Regions from separate parts of the Homo sapiens genome. Here region 2 is linked to region 1. Evidence: chromatin contacts called from ENCODE Hi-C or POLR2A ChIA-PET data. All regions are on one chromosome and are shown on one strand. Each heading gives the region's core, a stretch centred on a gene start or an enhancer-like site at or near the end of the contact. The rest is flanking DNA. Distances are from core to core; before and after follow the strand shown.

Evidence for each region. Hi-C counts contacts between places; a loop is a spot of excess contacts on that map. ChIA-PET counts read pairs that join two places held with the same protein, here RNA polymerase II (POLR2A). Pooled maps may share reads with other maps.
Region 2: a loop to region 1 is called in a pooled map, with 2.6 times the contacts of the local background. The contact joins two enhancer-like sites. A Hi-C loop is called at or near these places in 1 of 50 pooled maps. POLR2A ChIA-PET finds 5 or more read pairs at or near these places in 2 of 52 experiments (T-cell and activated CD4-positive, alpha-beta T cell).

Annotation. Positions count from the first base shown.
Region 1 is chr15:75,384,672-75,388,754 of GRCh38, reverse strand. The region is part of intron 16 of SIN3A (SIN3 transcription regulator family member A); the gene reads left to right. It also overlaps the pseudogene RPL13P4. Among named protein-coding and RNA genes, the nearest start is that of MAN2C1, 18 kb to the right of the region's middle. Within about 2 kb of position 2,679, at least 2 of the 41 ENCODE cell types and tissues checked have a DNase peak (open chromatin) inside an H3K27ac peak, as active enhancers do.
Region 2 is chr15:75,006,264-75,010,304 of GRCh38, reverse strand. The region is part of intron 1 of SCAMP5 (secretory carrier membrane protein 5); the gene reads right to left. Among named protein-coding and RNA genes, the nearest start is that of SCAMP5, 13 kb to the right of the region's middle. Within about 2 kb of position 1,949, at least 3 of the 41 ENCODE cell types and tissues checked have a DNase peak (open chromatin) inside an H3K27ac peak, as active enhancers do.

The sequences.
Region 1 (4,083 bases), core at 1,430-3,929:
TGATGTGGGCTGTGTGAAGACTGGCAAATACCTTAAAGTTCTTAGTGATGATTCCAGCTTTCTCCTTCTTATAGACGTACTATATGGGCATTATTGGTCCTGTCAGCTGGGTGGCTGATTTGAGTTTTTCAGAACTGTCTCCCTTCTTGGGGGCTAAGAGCTTCCTGGAGAAGAGGTTGAGCTTGGAGTCTTAACTCCTTCAGGTGCTGAACATTGGCCCACAGGGACATGGTGTACTAATGCCACCCTCTTGTGGATGCTGGTCACCCTTAACTCTTCTAAGCTGAAGCCCCTGCCAGCTTGTACTTTGGTGTGGTACCTCACTGTGGGGCAGCTTACCATGGGTCAGATGGGTCCAGATGCAGGGTGCAGGTCAATGTGGTATACTTTTGCTTGCATCTGCAGATCTTCTGGGCTGGCTGGTTGAACCACGTGGCCATGGGCCACTGCGATTCCTTGTGGAAGTAGGGCTTTAGGATCATGCTGTTCCACCTGGGTACCGTGGCTACCTACAGCCCTCTTCCATAGAATAGCTCAGCAGAAAGGCGGTGAAGTACTTAAGTGAAAACTTGTAAAAAGCAATTTCTAATTCTAGAATCCACACTGCCACTGTAGAAGGAAAGAGCTTGTTGCTTAATGTTCTCTTGGGCTAAAATATTGAATTCTTTGCAAAGTACCCATGCTTTTGCCTTGGTTTTGGAAGGGTGCATGCCTCTGTACTCCTCCCACAGTATCTACACAGGATTGAGGAAGAGCCCTTCATATAAATGAACCTTAACATCTGGGGGAAAGTTGTCAGATAGTTGTTTCCAATAAGTTGAAGAAGTTGTTAGGCCTTCCCATAAGAGGTCTGGATGGTAACTGGCAGAAATCATTAGATGGATACATAGTCACCCATAGTCATACTTTTTCAGACTAATCTTCCTTAACTTCCCTGAAATTTATATAAAATACAGACTCCAGTTACCCTGTGCTTATGTTGCTGATTACAGGCTTGCTGCTGCTTCAGCTAGGAACGAAGTCTTTCATACCACCAGCACAGCTTAAAAAAAAAATCCAATAAAACTAACTTTTAATAATTCTGAGGTTGGTTTTCGAAACAATAGTTACAATTATTTACTGTATCTGGTTATGATTTTGAATCAGTAATAAATACTATCTCCACCCACCCCCCGCTTTTTTTTTTTTTTTTTAATGGAAACAGGTTTCATCCAGAAAACCCCAAAACAGTGACTTTTTTTTTTTTTTTTTTTCCAACCCAGGGTCTCACTCTATTGCCCAGGCTGGAGTGCAGTGGTGTGATCAGCTCACTGTAGCCTTGACCTCCTACCTCAGCCTCCCAAGTAGCTGGGACCAAAGGGGCCACCACACCGGCTAATTTATTGTATTTTTTGTAGAGATGGAGTTTTGCCATGTTGTCCAGGCTGGCCTCAAACTTATGGGCTCAAGCAATTCACCTACTTCAGCCTCCCAAAGCGCTGCGATTACGGGCATGAGCCACTGTGCCCAGCCTACAGTGACTTTTTAAAACATTTTCAAGCTTCTCAACTCCTTTAACTGGAGGTATCTCTTCTCTCATTCTCCTCATATTTGGTGTTCCCTCAGATTCCACTGCTGACTGAATGTACAACATATATTTCAAAGTCAAGGCTGGTCATGGTGGCTCATGCCTCTAATACCAGCACTTTGGGAGTCCAAGGCGGGCAGATATATTGAGTCCAGGAGTTGGAGACCAGCCTGGGCAACATGGGGAAACACTATTTGTATTAAAAATACAAAAAATTAGCTGGGCATGGTGGCACATGCCTGTAGTCCCAGCTACTCAGGAGGCTAAGGTGGGAGGATCATCTGAACCCAGGAAGTTGAGGCTGCAGTGAGCCGTGATTGCACCACTGCATTCCAGCCAAGTGAAGCCATTACATTTATCTTACCTATTGTAGGCTGGCTTAAGAGGGATTTGTATTAAGAATACAATAGGCAACCTCACAGACATCCAAGTACAGAACTCAAAATAGGACCACACCATGGAAGGATTGGGCTGGGAGGTGATTTTTCTCTCCTGCATGCCTTCACTCTGGACTTCTGCTCCATGCTTGTGCTTTGCTCTGCAGATGAACATACGGCATGTGCTCCAGGCTCCTCCAGCCTCTGAGGCTTTGGCTTGCCCTCCCAGTACCCCTGGTCCCAGTGTTACTAGACCTTTCCATACAGATGCTCCTCCTCAAAAAATCTATTGAACACCCTCTCTGTCATCTCCAATTAGCAAGATAGAGAATCTGATCTGCTTAGCAGTGGGGGTGGGAGTTCCGTAGCTGTCTCTGGATTTGTAGTGCTGTCTTTTCTGAAGACTCGAGGAGGGGCCAGATATCCAAAAAGAGAGTATGGGTGGGGAATCAGTAATACAGTCTACTTCAACAAGAAAGTATAAAGTAGAGGCGGTGGCTCACGCCTGTAATCCCAGCAGTTTGGGAGGCCAAGGCGGGTGGATCACTTGAGCTCAGAAGTTTGAGATCAGACTGGGCAACATGGCAAAACCCCGTCTCTTCTGAAAATACAAAAAAGTTAGCTGGGCGTGGTGGCACATGCCTGTAGACCCAGCTACTTAAGAGGCTGAGGTATGGGAGGGTTGCTTGAGCCCAGGAAGTTGAGGCTGCACTGAGCCAAGATCACGATGCCACTGCACTCCAGCCTGGGCGACAGAGCGAGACTCTGTCTCAAAAAGAAAGTAGAAAGTGGAAGCATCTGTATGTATGATTGAAGTCATGCTTTCCATCTGTTTTTTTCCACCTTTTCTTTTTTCTCCTAAAACACTGTATCTTAATCTTCCTCATGATATCAGGTACTCATAAGCATTATTTTAATGGTTGTATCAGAATCCTTTATCTGGACTCATTGTGATTTATTTATCCATCTGTAGTTGCTGGAGATACTGCCCTTTCTGCCACACTCAGTCACCGTTCTGACCTTTCACTGTGTCCAGTTATCTACTAATACACATACTGGTCATTTAGGACTTAAGAATAAATAGTTATCATGGTTCCTAACACTTAAAAAGAATGTGTCTTCCTAAAAATAGAATGGCTTGGTGGTTATGATCATCTTAAAGTTTTTTAAACAGACAAATCAATATTGAAATTAACGTTTTGCTTTCTTCTTGTATCTATTTTTCACTTCTGTCATTTTGATGATAAAGTTTCATTTGGAAGGATTTTTATTTCAAAATAGAAATAGCATGACATGAGAATGGGAACTCTGAAACGTTCAACTTTCTAGTCATTAGTTTCCTAAGATTGTCACAAAAGCTACTGATAGTCAATCATGATTGGCCTGTATGGAAAGTGAGTTAACTTTATGTACAACTTAAGCCCTATACTTTCTATCAGATACAGAAAAATAGGTGATGTGTTTGGAAAAGTATTGGGCTAGGAGTCAGGAACCTTGACTTTTAGTCCCAACCCTCCTTCTTCAGCTGAGCACCCCTGGGCAATAATTCAGCAGCTATTTCTTAAATACTTAATGAGTTTCAGGCTTTGTAGTTGGCCTGGGAATATAGACATAGATACTGCATTCATGATTCTCCAAGGCTCCCTTCCTCACCCCAGCTCACGGTGAGCTTTGCAGTGGTGCAGTCTCGGCTCACTGCAACCTCCATCTCCCAGGTTCAAGCGATTCTCCTGCCCCAGCCTCCCAAGTAGCTGGGATTACAGGCTCCTGCCACCACGCCCGGCTATTTGTGTATTTTTAGTAGAGATGGGGTTTCGCCATGTTAGCCAGGCTGGTTTTGAACACCTGACCTCAGGTGATTGGCCCACCTCGGCCTCCCAAAGTGCTGGGATTACAGGCGTGAGCCACCTTTCTGATGCATTGTGTAAATTTGTCTCCTAACTGGCCCCAACTCTCTGTCTAGCTTGCCTTCCCAGGGCAGTTGTGAAGATCAAATGAGAAAGAATATGTATGAGAGCCAATTGTAAATGATTTTAAAATGCAATAAAGATATGACCTATAGAAAATTATTTAAAGATGCTTAGAATTTTAAATAGTACGATTATCCTGAGTTCTCTATGGTTCTTATTTTAAATAGAT
Region 2 (4,041 bases), core at 700-3,199, 380 kb after region 1:
GAGGTTCCAGGGGAGGACGAGCAGCTGTGCTAGGGACATACAGGGTAGAGACGCTGGGGGACACCTGGACAGGGCGTCTTATAGGAATCTGGAGGGTACAAACATGCTCTGCTCCTGGGAGTTCAGCAGGAGGCCTGGCTGACCCATGCTAAGTAATCACTGGCAAGTTAAGGCCAAGGAAACCAAGCAGCAATCACCTTGTTAGAACAGTGACTTTGGTGGACATTTATATAGTCAACAGCAGAAAATGGTCCACAACCAAGTGCTAAGGCAATGCAACATTTAAAAGCTGGGCAGAAATTTGCTTAAAGTTTTGGAACAGGAAAAACTAAATCTATGGTGTTAGAAGTCAAGATAGTATTACCCTTGATGGGGCAGCGACTGGGGGCCCGGCATCTGTTCTTGGTCGGGGTTCTGGATACACAAAGGTATGGATTTTGTGAACATTCTCCAAGCATACAGTTACAACTTGTGCAATCTCCTGTGTGTTAGACTTCCATGAGAAGTTTGCTTTAAAATAAAAACTTCAGGCTGGGCATAGTGGCTCACACCTGTAATCCCAGCATTTTGGGAGTCCGAGGCAGGAGGATCACTTGAGCCCAGTAGTTCAAGACCAGTCTGGCCAACACAGTGAGACTCCATCTCTACAAAAAATAAAAAATTAGGCAGGCACGATGGTGCGTGCCTGTAGTCCCAGTTCCTCAGGAGGCTGAAGTGGGAGGATTGCTTGAGTCCAGGAGGTAGAGGCTGCAGTGAGCCATGATTGCACCACTGCACTCCAGCCTGGGCAACAGAGCAAGACTGTCTCAAAGGAAAAAAAGCACACACACACACACACACACACACACACACACACACACACAAACTTCTAGCATTCCAGTCAAATTCTTCTGGACCTGATTAAAAGATCGGGCAATTACAATCTTCGGACTCTTTTGTGATATGGGATCAAATACAGATACAAAAACCCAGTAACATCTACCACAAAAAGAGAAGAGAAGGGTATGATAGAGACAATCAGGAAATGATACCCATACACAGGTGCATTAATTGCGGCACTGTTTTGAATAACAAAGGATTAGAAACCATCAATAGGGGACTGATTAAACCAATGGTAGTCATACAATGGACTGTTCCGCAGCTATTTTTAAAAATGCTTTGCAGCTGTTAAAAATTTTAAAAAGAGGAAGCAGTTCTCTGGGTACTGATATGCAAAAGTCTCCAAAAAGATGAGTAGTTAAAAAAAGCAAGATGTACAACAGTCTGTATGTTATACTTTTCATATTAAAAAAAAGGAAGAGAAGATAATAAGAATATATTTTCCTTTTAACCTAATAATCCTGCTCCTGTTAGTCATTTACCCAGATATAAGAAATGACAAACACACACGTTATTCGACATGACACTATTTGCATTAGCAAAATGCTTAAAGCAACCTAAATGTGACTATTTGAATATACGAGGTGCATCATACAATAGAGTATTACACAGATGTAAAAAAGATGCCAGCCATGGTGACTCACACCTGTAATCCCAGCACTTTCAGAGGCGAAGGCAGGAGGATCACTTGAGGTCAGGAGTTTGAGACCAGCCTGGCCAACATGGTGAAACCCCATCTCTACCAAAAAAATACAAAAATTAGCCAGGCATGATGGCATAAGCCTGTAATCCCAACTACTCAGGAGGCTGAGGTGGGAGAATCGCTTGAACCCAGGAGGCGGAGGTTGCAGTGAGCCAAGATTTCGCTGCTGCACTCCAGCCTGGGTGACAGAGTGAAACCATGTCTCAAAAAAAAAAAAAAAAGAATAAAGATGAGCTCAGTAAACTGCTGTGGAATGCTTTCCAGGATATATTAAGTAAAAAAAAAAAAGCAGAGCACAAAAAGTGTAAATCATATGCTACCCCTTATGTAAGAAAGGGGAAGTAAGAATGCACATATGAATTTGCTTATTTTTGCAAAAGAAACACAGGAAGAATCAACCAGAAAGTAATGAAATAGTCACCTACATAACGGAAGGGCTACGATGAGTAGAGAGACTTCCATTCTTTATATACTTATTAATAAGTTTTTTTAATATACTTGTACACATAAAATGACTTCCATATTTCAAAAACTTAAACCAAAAAGAAAAGCAAACTCTAAAACTGAAACAAAAACAAATCAAGCTAACTATACTTTAAATTGATAACAATCTCACAGACAAGAAAAAAAAAAGAGCCCAAGTAACTTTTGATCACAGTAATTCTGGGTTCTCCTATGTTCTCCTAGAAAGATAAACCTCAAGGGCAAAAATAACTGCAAACAGGCCGGGTGCAGTGGTTCATGACTGGAATTCCAGCACTTTGAGACACCAAGGCAGATGGATCGCTTGGGCCCAGGAGTTCGAGACCAGCCTGGGTAACACAGCAAGACCCCCGTCTCTACAAAAAATACAAACATGGCCAGGCATGGTAGCTCACGCCTGTAATCCCAGCACTTTGGGAAGCCGAGGCGGGTAGATCACCAGGTCAAGAGATCAAGACCATCCTGGCCAATATGGTGAAACCCTGTTCTCTACTAAAAATACAAAAATTACCTGGGCGTGGTGGCATGTGCCTGTAGTTCCAGCTACTCGGGAGGTTGAAGCAGGAGAATTGATTGAACCTGGGAGGCAGAGGTTGCAGTGAGCCGAGATCGTGCCACTGCCCTCCAGCCCGGCGACAGAGCAAGACTCCGTCTCAAAAAAACAAAAACAAAACAAAAAAAAACATTAGCGGGACATGGTGATGTGCGCCTGTAGTCCCAGCTTCTCATGAGGCTGAGGTGGGAGGATCACTTGAGCTCAGGAAGTCGAGGCTGCAATGAAGTGTGATTGCGCCACTGCACTCCAGCCCGGGCGGCAGAGCAAGACCCTGTCTCAAAAAAAGAAAAAGAAACTGCAAACAAGTCATGAATTTTAGCAAGTTTACTCTTACTGCTGGTACTGCTGTGACGACTCTAAAGCTTTGCCCGTATACTACAGGAGAGGGCAAATGAATCAGTGTGCTGATTATTTGGGGAAGGTGGTTTCTCACTGTAGGAGATACAATTCAGACCGCGGAAAGGTAAGAAAGAGCCTTGTGGTGTTGGATTCAAAGCGGAGGTATCAGTATGAACACAGAATTTTAAAAATATATATGGCTGGTCCCAAGCCAGGAAAAGGAAATACAAGGTTAGCCTGGAACATCTTGTGGTATCATAAAGAAGAAAGTACTCAATAACTAATGGAGGCAAGTCAAAAGGACACAAGAACCAGTCTGAAAGGGCTACCACCAACCAAATTTGGGACAATTAGACTATCAAAAGTAATAACCACGTGGATTTTTTTCTCTCTTTTTTTTCTTGAGACAGAGTCGCGCTCTGTTGCCCAGGCTGGAGTGCAGCAGCATGATCTCAGCTCACTGCAACCTCCGCCTCCTGGGTTCAAGTGATTCTTTTGCTTCAGCCTCCCGAGTAGCTGGGATTACAGGCACCCGCCACCACACCCAGCTAATTGTTTTTTTTTTTTTTTGAGATGGAGTCTCGCTCTGTCACCCAGGCCAGAGTGCAGCGGCGTGATCTCGGCTCACTGCAAGCTCTGCCTCTCTCCTGCCTCAGCCTCCCCAGTAGCTGGGACTACAGGTGCCCGCCACCACACCTGGCGAATTTTTTTGTATTTTTTTAGTAGAAACGGGGTTTCACCGTGTTAGCCAGGATAGTCTCGATCTCTTGACCTCGTGATCCACCTGCCTTGGCCTCCCAAAGTGCTGGGATTACAGGCATGAGCCACAGTGCCCGGCCAATTGTTGTATTTTTAGTAGAGACAGGGTTTCACCATGTTGGCCAGGCTAGTCTTGAACTCCTGGCCTCAAGCCATCCACCCACCTCAGCCTCCCAAAGTGCTGGGATTACAGGTATGAGCCACAGTGCCCGGCCCACATAGATTTTTTTTATTATTAATCCATGAGTCCAAAGTGACATTATTATTTTATTTTTTAAAAGAGAGGGAGGGCCTGGCTCAGTGGCTCACATCTGTAATCCTA